Linked DNA regions of Mus musculus: region 1 is linked to region 2. A link is a loop called in an ENCODE intact Hi-C map of the cell type or tissue named here. Cell type or tissue: left cerebral cortex. All regions are shown on one strand. Each heading gives the region's core, and the rest is flanking DNA. Links, peaks and the distances in the headings are about the cores only.

Region 1 (8,345 bases), core at 12-8,011, 1.4 Mb before region 2:
CTTGTGGCCATCAAGACTAACACGTGGAAATATTCAGCGGCATCGATCTCTGTTTGTCATTTAAACACTGTGAAATACATGACAAATTAAACATCCCTTACCTTTCTTCAAAACTCTCTTCCATGGAAGACAGGGGTTTATCTGTTTTCTGACTCACTAGACTAGACGTGAGCTCTGAAGATGGGTTTTTGACCATCTGGGGACAGAGCTGCAGCAGAAGGGGTGCAGAGGAGCAGACGCACGGGCTGTGGAGCCTGTACTGTCTGACTCGAATTAATGAGACGCAGTGAGCAGAATGGAAAAATAGGCACAATATGCTTATAATACTTATGCAAATTTGGCTTTTTGATGCTGTACCTAACCTCTCACGGTAAAAAGTTGAAGACATTGGCTATCAGGTTATTATCTGTTTGATTCACATTCTCGTTACCCTAAAGAAAGAAACTTGGTAAATTATTTGGGTGGGGGACACTAAAGAAAGAAACTTGGTAAATTATTTGGGTGGGGGACACTAAAGAAAGAAACTTGGTAAATTATTTGGGTGGGGGACAAGGGGTATTTTACCCCTCCAGCAGTTGCTGTTTGTTCTCTATTCAAAGGCTGTGTTCGCTTATGAGGAGGCATTCTGGCTTTGGCTAATTCTGTCTTAGAAAAGAACAGCAGTCAAACTCAATCAAATTATAACTGCCGTTAGACTAGACAGTCCCAAGTGGACAAAGAAATAGATCACACCTTCGGTTGTGCTTAATTTTCAGACATTCATTTTCACTTTGAACAAATGGTCTGAGCCTTTCCTTGGGGTACTTTCTTACATCTAGGAGAAGGAAAAAAAGGTCATATGTTCCTGAAGGCTGCGGATTGTCACAAGTAACAAAGTCATCTCAAAAGAAAAGACTGCCGGAGAGAGGATATCCTCTGATCTAATTTTCCTAAAAAGTAAAACTCAGCTGACAAGCCGAAGGGATTCAGAATCCAATGTCACCAAGTTCAGTTATAAATTTGTTTCAGTCATTGAAGCATGTTTACTCTTGCAATATCAAAGCATGTTATCTTCACTAACTCTTGGACCCCTGAAATTTAAGGTGACCCTATCCACATCCCTAATCTCTATGTGAAGCTCTGCAGTTGGACTTTCCTGACAGTTTCTTAAGGGAGGTCTGGGTGATTAAGAAGTGTGAAAGAGGATTAAGATAATGTTAAAAGCCCTATCAGGATATTTCTAAAATAATCAGGGATGCTGAAAGGCAAAGGCATTTGTCTCTTTCACAATTCCACCCACACTTAATAGAATGCAGTGCAATGTCTTGGTGGTGAGACTGTACTTCCTCAAGAAGGTGTTTTCTTTTCAGCATACTCTCTGGAGTCACACAAGTTCCCCAGGAGGAAGATGGTACTACACCAGCTTTTTCTAATGGTGACCCAAATTGCTTGCCTGGTGGAACTTCATTAGGAAGGATTAGTGAGGAAAGCTTTGATGGGACCAGAGTATAATCGTAGGGCACAATCACATCCACAGACAAAATGGAAACTTATCAGTGGTGGGAAAAGTTGGAGAAGGCCGGATGATCCTATCTGACTCCAGAGACTGCCAGATAGGCAGTTGAGTTCACTGGGATGAAGAGTGGGTAAGATGAAGATAGGCTTCAAGAAGTGATGCTTGTTGGTTTTCACTATGAACTGAAACTTTGTTTAATGGAGACAATACAAAGAAGTGGCTAGTTATTTAAAAGTTTAATCAAAGCCACCAGTTAGTATGCTTATAAGGAAGGGGAACATAGAATAAGGGGAGAGATAACTATACTTTCTCCATTTGAACAGGGAATGGCAGCATATCTACTATTGGCTGAATTAAGATGCACCCTTCTACCCTCTGTTCCCCCTTCAGCACACATTTATAACTAAACTAAAGTAATCAAAAAACAAAAGCAGATGTTTACTATGATATAATGACAGTGAAGTTTGCTTGCTTGGTTGGTTTTCTCCTATTTTAGTCTTTGGTGAACTAATGAACTCGAAGGTTTCTCTCTGATTCTACCAGGTTCAAAACTGTGGAGGGCAGAGTCTGTGAATGAAGGGTTTTTACATTGGGATATCAGCCTATAATGTTACCACTTTCAGTAAAAAAAAAAAATTAAAAAAAATTAGTATCTACGATCTGAAGCAGCCCAAACAAATACAGTGTGAAATACACACAGTCTTCTCTGCAAATTTCCTAAGAATGAACAATTTTAGAACAGTGCTCATCCTGGGAGGGCAAAGGATATGTTGGAACAATGACACAATCAAATATCACTTTGGAGATGGCATTAGAGCTCAGTGGAGAGTGATTGTCTACTGTTCAGTAAGCTAACTGTTCAATCCCTAACAGAGACCCAGAGGTGGGGCAAAGAAGACTGGAGAAAAGAAAATTAAACCTCTTTTAAGAAGGTTTGTTGATTTATATTCATTTATCTGTATATGTATCTAACTGTGTGTGCAGATGCCTGCAGAGGCCAGGAGAGGGCATCAGATGTCCAAGAACTGCTACAGGTGACTGTGAGCTTCTTGAGTAGATACTGCGAATAGAACTGTGGTCCTGTGAAACAGCCGTAGGTGCTCTTGATCACTGAGTCATCTGCCTAACCTCTCAATCTTTATCTTAAAGTACCGTATTGAGGAGGTCTTAAGAACAAAAGAGCCTTTCCGAAAAGTTAATAAATATTTAATTAAGCAGGATAGCTTTAAAAAAATTATATGAGATTGTTTTAAACCAACCCCTTAATAAAATCATTAAAGGATATGACGGTGCCCAAACCAAATCACGGAGCAATTATGGGGATTTCCCCAAGACAAAGGTACTCGGCCGGAGGGCCTTCGATGGGTTCTGCCTCAAGCACTTTCTGAAGATTTGTCAGAAATGGAATTGTGCATTCTAGAATCTAGGTGATGTTTAGAAATCTGGGTTGTAGCAAATGCTCCAGGGAGTCCTATCACTGCTGTGGTTTGCAAACCACTGCCTTAGGCAATTTCTTTTTCATATGATAAATGTAAAAAACGAGAAAGGACAAAAAGAAATGAGTGTTGTATTAGTGCATTTTTTTTTAATGAAGTGTTCTGGTTTCCAAATACTACTATCATAAGTCACAGAAATAAATAGAAAAATTTACCCTAAATCACCCTGTGATTACTTCAGTTGTATTAATTATGGGATTTAATAACTGACTTTGTTTTTTAGAAGTAGTTACCAATTCTTGAAGTAAAATCCTCTTTAAGTTTGCAGTTTAAGATTCCAGACGTTGAGCATTCTCTACTACTGACTTTAGCTTTCCCTGACTCTAGGGTTCTATCTCTGAATATTGACTGTAGTTCCTCATCTACAGCTTGCCATGATTATTTTTTGTAAATGATGGTATAAACACTTTCTGAAAAACCACATCTGTGCAGAGAGCATTTTGAAGAAGGTGGTCAGAATGGAATTATCTTCCATCTTCCCAGGTGCTCAAAACAAGATAAGCCCCAATTCAGCTTCTCAACAGAAATGAAGGAGGCAGGGGAAAGGCAGATAGATTTAAAGGGACTGGACAAAGCTATCACATAGGCCAGCCCTGATCTTGCAGACTACACACTTGAACATTTACATTTTAATCTTACTTGCTTAGTTCCTTCCTTCCTTCCTTCCTTCCTTCCTTCCTTCCTTCCTTCCTTCCTTCCTTCCTTCCTTCCTCTCTCTCCTCCTTCCTTTCATCTTTTAATGTGGGAATAAAAACTAAATTAAGATCCTGGAACCCTCTTGTTTTTCTTGGGAGCTAAACAGATATAAAATTTTAAGAAATATTTCACATACTTTTTAAGCAAGGCAGAGGAGAGAAAAAGTTCTCTTTTACTACTTGTCAATTGTAACATTTTATTCAACATCACAGTATACTTAAATTTAGATAATTACCATTATTTGAATGGACATGCCTACTCTTCACATCTCATTATAGATATAAGGATGAGCACAGATCTATAGAGGAGAGGGGAAATTGTCCTCTTACGTATCAAATGAAGTTTTTTGGTTCTGATTAGTTGTTATCAAGTCATTTAGTACCGAACAAAGCACGCACACGTGCATTTGGGAAAGACTGAAAGGGTGAAAGGAAATGTCAGCTCAGAGACTGTGTGCAGTATTCTTTTGTCAGTCAAAGTTGCACACTGCTGTCTAAAGATGTTTCCGCTCATTTATTACAGGTACTGCCATGTAGGAAACTGCCTTCTGCTTGTCGGTTTCTCTTCTGCTTGCGCAGGCACCAGTCCTGTTAGATGGATATCGAAGCCGGGTTGTTTTTTTTTTTTCCTTCTACTTCAAGTGCCCTCTAGCGAGCAATATCTGTGCAGGTTGCTATGTAAAGGAGGTGGAATGAAGAAAGAAGAAAGAAATCCACCAATTGGGGTCCTCATTCCTGGAGTGCTCCTCTCCGTTTTCTTTATGTATTTTTTTTTTCCTTCCTCACAGTGGTCATTTCCTCATAAGTGTTTGGCAAAACAAAAAAGGTGTCGTTGCTTTTGCATGTGAAACACATCGTTCATTTACTAAACTGAAGCGAATGTTAATCCTTTCTCAGGGATTTCTCTGGAGCTCTCTTGATGATTTTTCCTGAAGTTTCATACACCACAGTAATCAGGCAAATAAAAGAAAGTAAGTTGCTCCCCAGGAAGAAATTCTGTTTTGTTCCCATTTTGACAGCAGAGCAGCTCTGAGGCCTTTTGATGCAAATTGATTAACCTCTCCATGGGCTTTGAGTTTGTGACTCCAGAAAAGTGCATAATACTTCTCTCTTACCTCAGGGGGGTGGTATGAGGCTTAATTGAAGCACATAAAACAATTTCAGTTCCTCAGACCCAATTTGATATACAGTCAGACTCGCTTTTCATCTCCTAACAGGGCTTCAAATTCTCTTCGGTTGTCTATAGCGCAGCTCGATTGAGACTCTATGTTTTCATAAAGATGTTGTTAAAACAATCTCTTCTGTAAATAGTGGACTTGCTTAAGAGATTTTTCAGGGTTCCGGCCTGTTAAAAGAAAAGAAAAGAAAAATTTAGATGCTCCAAAAACATGACTATATATAATAAATAGAGCTGCATTAAGTAAGAGAAGAAATCTTACAAAGCATTCACTGGGCATATGTTTTATGCAAACTAATAATAGCAGAAGGTAACTTTACTCACACAAACATCCCATTAAGCAGTTACTATGAGCACAGAAGAACTGCGAAGGCATTATTCAAATGACTGGGTTTCCGGATACCTGTTACTTGAGTCTCCTTTACTGCTATTACTATGCAGCATCGTGTTTGAGCTTACCCTCTGACTGAGCTATCTTCAAGGGCAAACGTAGAGTGAGGCAAGCTGCCACGTAATCTACTCCATTAGATTCTTTACTTACTGCATCTCTTTAATTATTAAAACGCTGTGGATGGTAGCCGTTGTTTGCATCGTTCACTGCACTACAAAACGGAGGCTCAGAAAATGTAACTGATCCCTTCCCCGGAATATACAGTTAATGACACAACAATTTAAATCAAAATTGTTTGACAGGAGGTCTGAAGAAATGACTCAGTTTCCAAATGCACAGAGTTTTTGCAGAGGGCCTGACTTTGGTTCCAAACCCCCACCTTGGGCCTGTAACTCCAGCTCTTGTGAATCCACCTAGTGTCTGAGGGCACCTGCACTCACACACAAACACTCTTACACATTCACACATACAGAAATGAAAGCATGCATATAAATAATATCGGATCATGTCTGATCCTCTTAAATATTAAAATTATACTAATGCAAGACTATCAAAAACTACTTTTTTTTCTGTTGCAGTAGAGGAAAGTTAAATTTTCATTCTATCACTATGCAATACTTTTAGTCACTTATAACTCACTTTTAACTCAAATTTTACTTCACTGAAAGGATTCACACATTGAAATGAAACAGAAGTAAGTGTTTGCAAATGCAAACATTATCACAATATTTACCTGTAAGTGGGTTTATAATATATATCCTAGGATTCATGGATACCAAGTTAAATACAAATTTTCCAAAGAGTTTAAAACAAGGCGATAAAATAATACCATCATTAATCATAAATACCATTACGGAAATTCTCTGGGAATAATAATTTGAAAGGTACTCAAAGTCTTGTTTAATTGCTCATTTTTAAAATTCAAGAATGCTGCGGTTCTATTATTATGATTTACATTTGTATAGCCCTTTATATATATTTTTAAGCACACTTGACTTCATACATGATCTTTGCAACAATTGTGTGAGATGTGCTGGTCTATTATTACACAAGGTTTACAGTAACAGGCTTTTAGAGGCAATGGAGTCCTTACAGAACATCTTCATTTTATAGGAATTGAATTGGCCAGTTTTTTAAATATATGAACATAGATACATAGTTATGTAGCTAGATAGCTCTTGAAAGACACTACTATCAGATCACAGATATTTAAAGGTTGATAACGACCTACCTACTTTTACACATATGATTCTGGGGAAAATGAGCTAGTACACTCAAGAATATGTAAGATATGGAAATAAAAGCCCAGATAATAAACAGTACAGTTTAGAACCTTAATCTGCAATCTAGAAAAGGCAAGCTCTCAGTTTCTAATGAGAGCAAGGATATTTGCTTCTTTCACCAAGTCTCTATAGAGTCTAAAAATACGATCTGTTGTTTTGTAATGCTTGAAATGTTTCAGAGCCTTGGAATATGACTCTCACATACAATACACGAGGTTCCTTCAAAACAGATCTTATTGAATGAAAATTTTTGGATTCAGTATTGTTAATAAATCAGTTATCAGGAAGATATTTGCATCACGTATCAGTAATATAGAAATATAAAACAAAAACCAAAGCTAAAATAGGAAACAACAAAATAAACTAAACTCAAATATGCCTTAAATCTTTTTCTGGTAACCATTAATTAATAATTCAAATAGTAAACCTACAAAAAATTCTTTTCTACTGGAGATAGTTGTTAAAATGGATATTTCTATTCTTCAGAAGCAGAAAAACAGCCAACATACATGACTTGCCCAAAACACAGAATGTGGTGAATCTTTTTTCTTTTTCTTCCATGTTTGCATGAAGTTATTCATGATTTCTTACTCCAAATTATGTCATTGTTTTTGGTCTAGAGAAAAATGGTTCATTGTGTTGTTCTACTTCCTCCAAATTACATACAGAATATAAAATGAAAATAAATGCCACCAGCAGAATAAATTAGTGTTGAGCAATTAAGTTTTTTATTTGGAACCATGGGGAAAAAGATATATTTATATATTATATATTTTATATATTATATTACAAGTATATAAAATATTTAATAAATATTTAAATATATAAGCATATATATATATATATATATATATATATATATATATAGAGAGAGAGAGAGAGAGAGAGAGAGAGAGAGAGAGAACGGGAGATATGTATATAGATATCACTTTATTTGTTACCTGTAGTAAATCTTAATATTTCAGATGAAGAGTTTTGATGGGAAATGTATTTTACATTTTAAAATATAATTGGAATTTTGTTTCTCTTCTGATATTGCAACCAAAGTACCTTGTGTGTTCCAGGCAAAGGAAACTTGCCTTGGTGTTCTGAAATTGATAAAACTTTCATTAGTTTTCACAGAAAAGAACTGAGGCTTGCAAGAAAATGTAAGACATTTGAGGCAAGGTATAAGTCTTGTTTCAACTCTTGGAATAAAATGCCTCTCTCCTTAATTTTGACTAGCTAATTAAATAGTTTCTTTTATATATGCTCTAAGTCCAAGTTTTCTGTGTGTGTAAGAAGTACTCCCATGAGAGATGTTGAAAACACGATCTGCCTGTGGATGCATATAATCATCTCTTCCACGAACCTTTTAAAACCCCCACGACCCAAGAAGCACAGACACAAAAGACATCATTTGCTACATTCGCACTGTGTATTCTGACCATGTTATATGTTTTTCCTGCTCAGACAAGGCATTATGCCTGCGCTCAATCACCCTTTAAATGGTACCCATCGCTGTTCCTGAGCATATTCTGTGCTCGAGGCAAACCACCCTCCTTTCATTTCTCTTTAAATTATAATTTTCTAAATAGTTTATACCTTCTGCAATAAAGCAACACTTCTTGGAGATAAGATTAGACTTTCTTGGGATATACACATGGCTCAGTGAGTCAATATTTATCTCATGGCCTATTTGAGGTCCACAGATAGGTTTAGTCCAATGTACCACCACCACCACTACCACCACCCAATAAATAAATAAATAAATAAATAAATAAATAAATAAATAAATTTTAAAAAGAAAGGTAGGCTATTTCTATTTT
Region 2 (8,345 bases), core at 239-8,238:
ATCCACCTTTTTTTGTGTAGAACAGTATGCTGTAGGCTGTATGAATATCAACGATGTGAACTGGCCACAAAGTAAGATAATCACCTCAGTGGATTCTGTGAACCAATTCAGAATCTATGAGAAAAAAGCACACCTTTGTGTCATCTGACACATGTTGGAACCAGGTTTGTTTTTTTTTTTTTTTTTTCCTTTGCCTATTATGAAGGGATGCTTATAAATGGCAATGAATAGAGCAAGTTTTAATTCCAAGAACTAGTTCACAGATATATAATTGACTGTATAATCCATTGTCTAAACTCTTGTCCATCATCAGGTAATGGACCAGGGCCATCATCACTGTTTAGTAGTGACAGTCTTGATATATTAATTCACACACTTCTCTATTTAGGCCATTTAGTCTGTCATTTAGAGACCTGAATCCAGCATTAGGGGATTGCGCATAAAAGATAGTATTATGGTAAATTAGATACTTTTACTGTCATAGAAAAAGTAATATTTAAGGTGCCTTGAAAATTGGACATTCATGGGTTTGCTACAGTTGCCGGGAGAGAATGTCACTTTAAAAATTCCCAACAGCAAGTGGGCTGGAAATAGTTCTGAGAAGATTGATTACCCCAGAGTGTAGTACTAGAGAATCCACCTACAAGTAATGGCCTTGGTCTATTTTTCTTTTGCATCATCCATTTATAAACCACAGCGTTCTAATCAGTGGAGAACAATGAGCAATTGTGCCCAGTGTATGGTGGTGATGGGATGAGCAGGTCTCTGAATGAATAATCAGTGATGTTACTGAAAACCACAGGGCACGACGTAGATGGAGTGGCTAGATGTGAGGGGACTGATTGCGGTGGTGCCCCATCAGTCCAAGGATGCTCAGGCTGGGCTCTCTCTTATTTATGTCCTTTAGCATGCAAAAGCAGTTAAATCCACTGGTAAACACTCTCTGCATTTCATTCTTTAGCACGAAAGTCAGGGAAAGACAGAGCAAGATAGTAATGGAATGTATTTTTGCAGCAATTCATGTGACTTGTGTGTTGTGCTCTAGCTAGGAATTTTGGACCTAGTAATATGAAGGGGACATATCTTCTCTTAATGCTCACAGTTAATAACTCTGAGAAATATAGCCCAATTAACCACAGAGAACAATTGCATTGTAACCTACCCATACATGTGCCCAAATCTGATCTCAAGAATCCAGTCTCCTCCTATCCTCAGAGTCTTTCCAGCATTGTCTATTAAGGTAAAAGACTACTTCACACTGCACATTAGATTTAATTGGCTGCTTAATTCACGTTAGACTTATTATTTGTTTGTGGCTCCCTATCTACCGCCTTGAATTTTCTTTCTCATGAGCAAGCACACATGCATTTTAGCTTAATGAATCCCAGTGACTACAAAAGGCAATCTTTGGTTTTGGTGCTCATCATAGATTTTGAATGGAGTTACAGTGACTGTACTCACACACAGCATGTGCATGGTAAGCAAAGTGTTATGTGCTGCACACAAGGGTGCAAATAAGACGTTTAAATCATGTTAAAGGAGACTTTAGACTGGCTTCTGGAAGCCTCAAAAATGTTCCAAACTTCTACATAGAATCTTTAAGTTGGTAACCTGTCAGCACCCCAAAGCTGAGTCTTGGCCAGCAGAACTGAGTCCACACACCTTTAAAAATAAAATAAAATAAAATAAAATAAAATAAAATAAAATAAAATGAAATGAAATGAAATGAAATGAAATGAAACAAAATAAAATAAAATAAACAACAACAACAATAACAACATAAAGCCCCCAGAAAATGGTAGAAAGACAGCTAAGGAAGACCATGTGTTCACCTTCTGCCTACCTGCACTTAAAAACTGAGACAACTCTGCTGTAAAAAGTGAAGATGATTTTTCCAAGATTATGTAAGCAATTTAAAGTGATAGTTCGAAGAGTCTTCAGCATTTTATATCCAGGGCCCCATGTGTTTGAGACTCCTGATATTTTTGGTTTCTTGAGGCTGGAATGTGTGTTTGGTTCTCTAACTCTGCGTTTGTGTCAGCAGTCACCTATCCACCAGGCTTCTTTAGCCTGATTACCTAGTAAAGTGGAAATGGAAGCTTTGCTATTCGGAACTGAATCCTGTGACTTCTTGTTACTCCTTCAAGCTAAGTTTGGCTGCCCTCTGATTTAGAGCAATGCACTGCTTTTCATGTTAAGAGATTAAAACATAATATCTTTTATGGAATGGTCCAGGTATGGCCTTTGCGACCAATCTACATCTCCAGCCTCACACTACTTCCTTCTCTGATCTTTATCCAAATGCAATAAGAAACACTGAGGAACACATAGGCAGCAGACAGGAGCCTTGAAATTACCTCAGCAATTTGTTCTGTGCCCTTGAGTAAACCTCTTAGTTGGAGTCTAGGTTTGCAGATGTGTAAAAGAGGAAGTGGTCAGACACAAAAGGAGGTATAGAAATTGATGGAGAGTTAAATAAGAACTGAATCAACTGAGATAACTAATATGAATATACTAATGTTTTATTTTTTTTCATGAACTTTGGCTTAATTTTCTTTCATGCAGTTGTATCTCAGGTACCCAGACTGGTCTCTGACTCACTATGGAATTGAAGATGACTTGGAGCTTCTGACCCTCCCGTCTTCATTTCCTGAATGCTGGGATTATAGGTCTATCCCTCAATGCCCACCTATGTTCATATTCTTTACAAAAATAAGTATGTCTTGATCACTCCAGTCACTCTGGCAGTTCATATTCATTCTTAGAAGACAAAAAACAAACAAACAAACAAGCAAACAAGCAAACAAAAAAATAGGTTATTTCTTCTAGTTTGCTGAAATTAGCTTAATTTTTTCCTTTATCTCCCAAGGTAGCATTAATTACACTCAATACTCTTTCATATTTTTCTGTACTTCTGTACCTGATCAACATTTACATATTGCAGGCACACTGATTGTTTGAATCAGTACTTTACATAGATATTCTTTTCTACAATAATGGAACTGAATGGAGTTCTAAAACAAGTGGCTAAAGACCTTTCAATGGTAGTTTCCCCCAAAAAGACTGGCCAGCTCTGTGATGGCCTTTTTAAAAGTTCATGTAACTGTCTTAGAGGGCTGGAATGAAAACCAATGGCTCACACAGAGCCCTATAGAGAATAGAGTCTAACTACATCTAAGAAATATTACTAGGTCAATGTATAGGCTGACATATATAAACGTGGTTGCTTTTCTCTTATAGCTATTTTAGGATGATTTTAATTCCATATGTTGATAACTATCAAAGATGACCATGAAAAAGAAAACAAGCAAAAAACATGACTTGTCTTCCCAGGGAATGAGAAGGCAGCACAGCAGTGTATATAACATATAGCTTTCACTTTTGTGGAATCATTGTACTCCTATTTCAACAATGCTGTATCCCCAGCATTAAGCTAAAATTGACTCATGAAGATCAAACACCACAGACATGCAAATTTTGAGTTCTGCACAAAAAAGGCATATTGAAACCAACATAGAATGGTCGAGGAAGAAACATCTTTAATTATCTAACATGCCGTTGTCATTTCCAACTTTCCAGTGTAGATTATAAATTAAAAGTGAACAAACATACTTAGAAATGCTATTAACCATATCTTGAAACAGATTTTTTTTTAAATTTGAAAACAATGATAATGAGAGGAAAGAAGTTGAAAAGTGTGACCAAAGTTCACCAAATGGATTCATTTTTAAAAGCACCTTCGTGTGACTTGGCAAGAGACTAAAGTGTAGGTATGGTGACCATGGCTCAGAGGTCAGAAACCCTCAGCTATTTTGCAGTTAGAGTTTGTTGCTGTTTTGAAGTGAGCCTGTAGCACCATCTAGAGGCAGCTGGCGATCCTACACACAGAGGGAACAAAAGGAAGCTCACCTATTTAACTAGCAGTGGTAAAAACAGGGCTGTGCATTTCAGTATAAAACTCCTTACAGAACGCCTCTGGAGGAACTGCATCCCACTCCCATTAACCTACCACCACAGAGTTCATTACACGCAGAATCCAAGGCTCCAGAAGCGAAAGCTTCCCTCCTAACTTCCCCACGGAGAGCAGAGTTGCTGACTTTCAAGTAAGTTTAATGCATTCTGCACGTTGTAAGGGAATCCTGCCATGTCTCAGACTTCGTGTCAGGTTCTGGGGAACAGAGCCAAAACTATATTACTATTTCTCTATATCCCCTAGCCCGCATATCCATAAGTAACCACATGTATAACTTTTCTCCTATATTATACTTTGGGAAATTTCCTAGGTGGTAAGAGCAGAAACATTTCAAAGCAGTTGCTATATTTCAAAACACTTTTCCACAGAGAACCACTAGTGTGTGTTAAATGAAATCACGGATTCAAATAAGGTTAGAGCGTCAAGGAACCGTACAGTGTTAAAACACAGAACAAATTGTGGTATAGAGAAGTTACTCGGATTTCTCTTATTACAAGCATAGCTATATTGTATTGGCCGAGGACAATGCATTATATTTTAACATATTTATCTGGTTTTCATGACAGAAGTGTACCACTAACTAGCTTTTAAACAGAAGTCCTGATGTTTAAAAATACTAATATTTTAAATTCACATGAATTAGGTCTAATTGCCATAACTTTATTGAAGATATAAATTTTAACTAAAATATATTTACATATAATTCTGTTAATACACAAATTCCAAATTTGCTAACTTCCACACTTCATTCCAATCTTTTACTATTTACATCATATGCATTGATGATGGAGGAATGGCTATTGAAAGTGTGCCTTTTTAACTAACTTGGAATCCATCATATTAACGTCTTCACATCTGCATGGCCTTCTTGGTCCAAGAAAGATGAAAATCATAAAATTCAGTGTATTTCAGTGCTCTTTCCATACCAAGAAAATTTGAGCTGAAAATACTATTCTTCATGCACTGAAAACAATTTAGCTTCTGTTATTTCTCATTTCTATAATTTCTGTCTTAATATTTGCTCGGTTATTTATATGTGAAAGACAGACAGACATACAGGCAGACAAAGAAAGGGATTAGGATTTCTGAAGGAAATTTGTGTAAATTATCATTGCCAATAAAATTATTCATTAGATCCTTTATTCTCCCTTTAATTCTTATAGAAAATTTCTGTACCATATTTTAAGCTTGTGAAGTCATGAATTACCCTAACATTTTTACCTTATAAATACTTCTAATTTGCTTATAAATCTCTCCTGGGGTCATGATTATGTTCTTATATAATGGTATCCTTTGTATAAAAGCTGTCAAGGACCCTGACCGAAGATCAGCCAAAATGCACATCTATCATTCGTGATTTAGTTTCATGTACTGTTCAAAAAAAATCTTATTTTAACCTCAGGTCCATGAGATTACCCAATTCTAACACATCTGTGGTACTTAAAGCTCTTTGGGGGCTTGTCTTTTTCTCCTGATGAATGGAGGGTAGGTCAACTAAGATATTACCTTTCGTGTGGCATGCATTTCTTAACTTCAAGTTGTGGTCTATGTCCATTATCGGGAATTTTGCAGAGCCCTGTGAATTCTGCCATTATAGTAGCAGAAGACACAAGAAAGTAAGATATCAATTTTAATCTAAGTCTTGAAATCCAAAGAGTTTATGATCCTAACATTTTATCAACATAAGAAACTACATGCCTAAAGAGCCAAGGCTACAGTAAACTCTATGCTTCCTTGTTATAATATGAGTAGCTAATTGCTAGCTGTGGTCATAAATGCACCAGTCTACTTATCTTTGTTCACCCGAGGAGTAGTAGTCATTAATATTTGAGTAGAAGTTTCTGTATTGTTTTGCATCACTAGGACTTGTATCAAGCGTCTTTCTTCTAAACACAAGCCAGAGACTCTCCCACTGAGCTTTTTGTCCAGCCTCTAAATACTTTATTTACATAGTCAAACTTGTTAGAAAGATGATGTGACAAAATTTTATCAGCAATTAATTTTTCTAAAGTAAATGAGTTTCGACAACAGATTTAAAAATGAAAATGAGAAAATTTAAGGAGATATTTAATTGAGAGTATGTGGTTGAAAATTTAGTCACTTTCCAAAATAATTATAAAAGTTTCGTGTAGTGAACACTGTATCATTTGTAAATTTGTCTCATTTATTTTAAATGTGAAAATTAATGTAATAATGGAGAAAATCCATGTTTGCTTTATTGACATGATTTGAGCCTATATAGAAGCCAAGTGTTTTTTTTTGTTTGTTTGTTTGTTTTTTGTTGTTGTTTTTTTTTATCAAATTCACTTGCAGGCAACCATATTAGTATTTTTTTTTCTACACATCCTGTGAGAAGGGCAATGTTTCAATCACTTCTATTTAAAATGTGACTCTCTAAAACATCCCAGCAAGCTGTTCTATCTAAGGCTGGGCTCTCTTTCCCTCAACCAAGAATAGGAGCAAGTGAATCCAAGCACAAGGTTGGAAAATGTCTTCTGACATAAATTTGAAAAGAAACACCTTGCTGGTACTTTCTTTCTTTGAAAACCAAAAGTTTTAGATTTGAAAGCATCTTGTTTATTGTTTTATTTAGATTTTACCTGGCTATGATTTTGATACAAATGGTAATTGGAGTCATCACTGCAAACGTTGCTTGCTGTTCAATTCTACTTCTCAATCTTTATATTCTCCTTAATTTTATGACTCTCTCTATATCTCTCTCTTGCTCATACACACACACACACACACACACACACACACACACACACACACACACCACACTCCACACGTCTTATCTCTCCATAGGTACTGTTTTATATGCATATCATCAATTTGATATAAATCATCAATTTGAGAATGTACAGTAAACAATAAATATGTCCATGCTTTCCTCATATTACTTTATAAGGAATCTAGTATTATAATAGCATAGAAAATCCCTTATTAACAGACTAAAGGAAGATCAAGTCAAACACTGGAAAAGAATAATGCAATCAAGGCAAGAGATGCATAGAGAGTGAAGATATAGGTGTTTGAACTCACTTAAAAGTGGATATAATCCTTAAAGTAACCATGCTACAATCCACAGATCCAAAGACATTACAAAACAAGGAAAGTTGATGGGAGAATACTTGAATCTCATTCATAAGGAGAAATAAATTTGTCATCTGAAGTAGATGGGGACTTCCAGTGGAGGGAGGGAGACACAAACTCACCCACAAAACCTTTGACCCAATATTTGTCCTACCTACAAGAAATGGAGGAATAAGCATGGAGCTGAACTTGAAGGAATGGCCAAACAATGACTGACCCAACATGAGGCCCACACCATAGAGGAGAACAAACACTTGCCGATAATTATGATATGCTTGCAGACAGGATCCTAACATAATTATCCCTAGAGAGGCTTCATCCAGTAGATGACGGAAATATGTGGAAGAGTCTGGTGAAGAAATGAGGGAGGTGAAGTGGTAAAGGGCACCACAAAAAAAAAAAAAAAAAAAAAAAAAAAACCCTACAAGCCAACTAACCTGAGCCCACAGGGGCTGAGATACTCAATCACAACCAATGAATATGCATCAGCTGGACCTTGGTGCCTTCCATATATGTAGCAGATTTGTTGCTAGTTCTATATGTGGGTCCTTTAATTATTGAAGTGGACTTTCCTGCATGCCAGGAAAGCAAGAGACTCCCAGGACCCAACTAGGATGACATTAGCTAAAATTCCCAACAAAGGGGTGAAAGAACATATAGAAACCATATCCAGAGGCTAGGCAGGCCAGAAGTTGAGGGATGGGGCCACACATCCATCTCAAAAATATTAACCTAGAATTGCTCCTGTTTAAAGGAAATACAGGGACAAAAATTGGAGCAGAGACTGAAGGAAAGGCCATCCAGAGACTATCACACCTGGGGATTCATCCCATATGCAGACATCAAACCCAGTCACTATTGCTGATTCCAAGAAGTGCTTGCTGACAGGAGCTGTTTCCTGAGAGGCTCTGCCAGGGTCTGAAAAATACAGATACCTTGCAGCCAACCATCAGACAGAGCATGGGGACCCCAATGAGGGAGTTAGGGGAAGGACTGAAGAAGCTGATGCTGTTTGCATCCCCATACGAAGAAAAACAGTCTCAACCAACCAGAATCCCCCAAAGTTACCAGGCACTAAACCACCAACCAAACAGTACACATGGGAGAACCGATGTCTCCAGCTGGGTATGTAGTAGAGGATTGACTTATAAGGTATCAGTGGGAGAGAAGGCCCTTTGTACTGTGAAAGCTTGATGACCCAGCATAGCAGAATGTTAGGGCAGTAAGGGGGAGTGGGTGTGTGGGTAGGGGAGCATCCCATAGAAGCAAGAGGGAGGTG

What was found. Peaks named below come from ENCODE experiments on the same cell type or tissue, not always from the same donor. Only the 100,000 strongest peaks of a DNase experiment are listed, where the experiment ranks them.
Region 1: it touches region 2 in a loop (14-fold over the local background); 5 of 42 quality-filtered maps call a loop at or near these places.

Annotation. Positions count from the first base shown.
Region 1 is chr8:99,417,411-99,425,755 of GRCm38, forward strand. All of the region lies in intron 1 of A330008L17Rik (RIKEN cDNA A330008L17 gene), which reads left to right. It also overlaps a transcript of Cdh8 not described here. Among named protein-coding and RNA genes, the nearest start is that of A330008L17Rik, 4.9 kb to the left of the region's middle. In left cerebral cortex, for the core only: CTCF peaks have their summits at 1,408, 2,486 (motif pointing right) and 4,337; DNase peaks (open chromatin) are centred at 179, 2,515 and 4,257; H3K4me3 peaks cover 948 bases; H3K27ac peaks cover 390 bases.
Region 2 is chr8:100,769,055-100,777,399 of GRCm38, forward strand. No RefSeq gene overlaps it. Among named protein-coding and RNA genes, the nearest start is that of Gm39232, 47 kb to the left of the region's middle. In left cerebral cortex, for the core only: a CTCF peak has its summit at 3,856 (motif pointing left); a DNase peak (open chromatin) is centred at 3,867.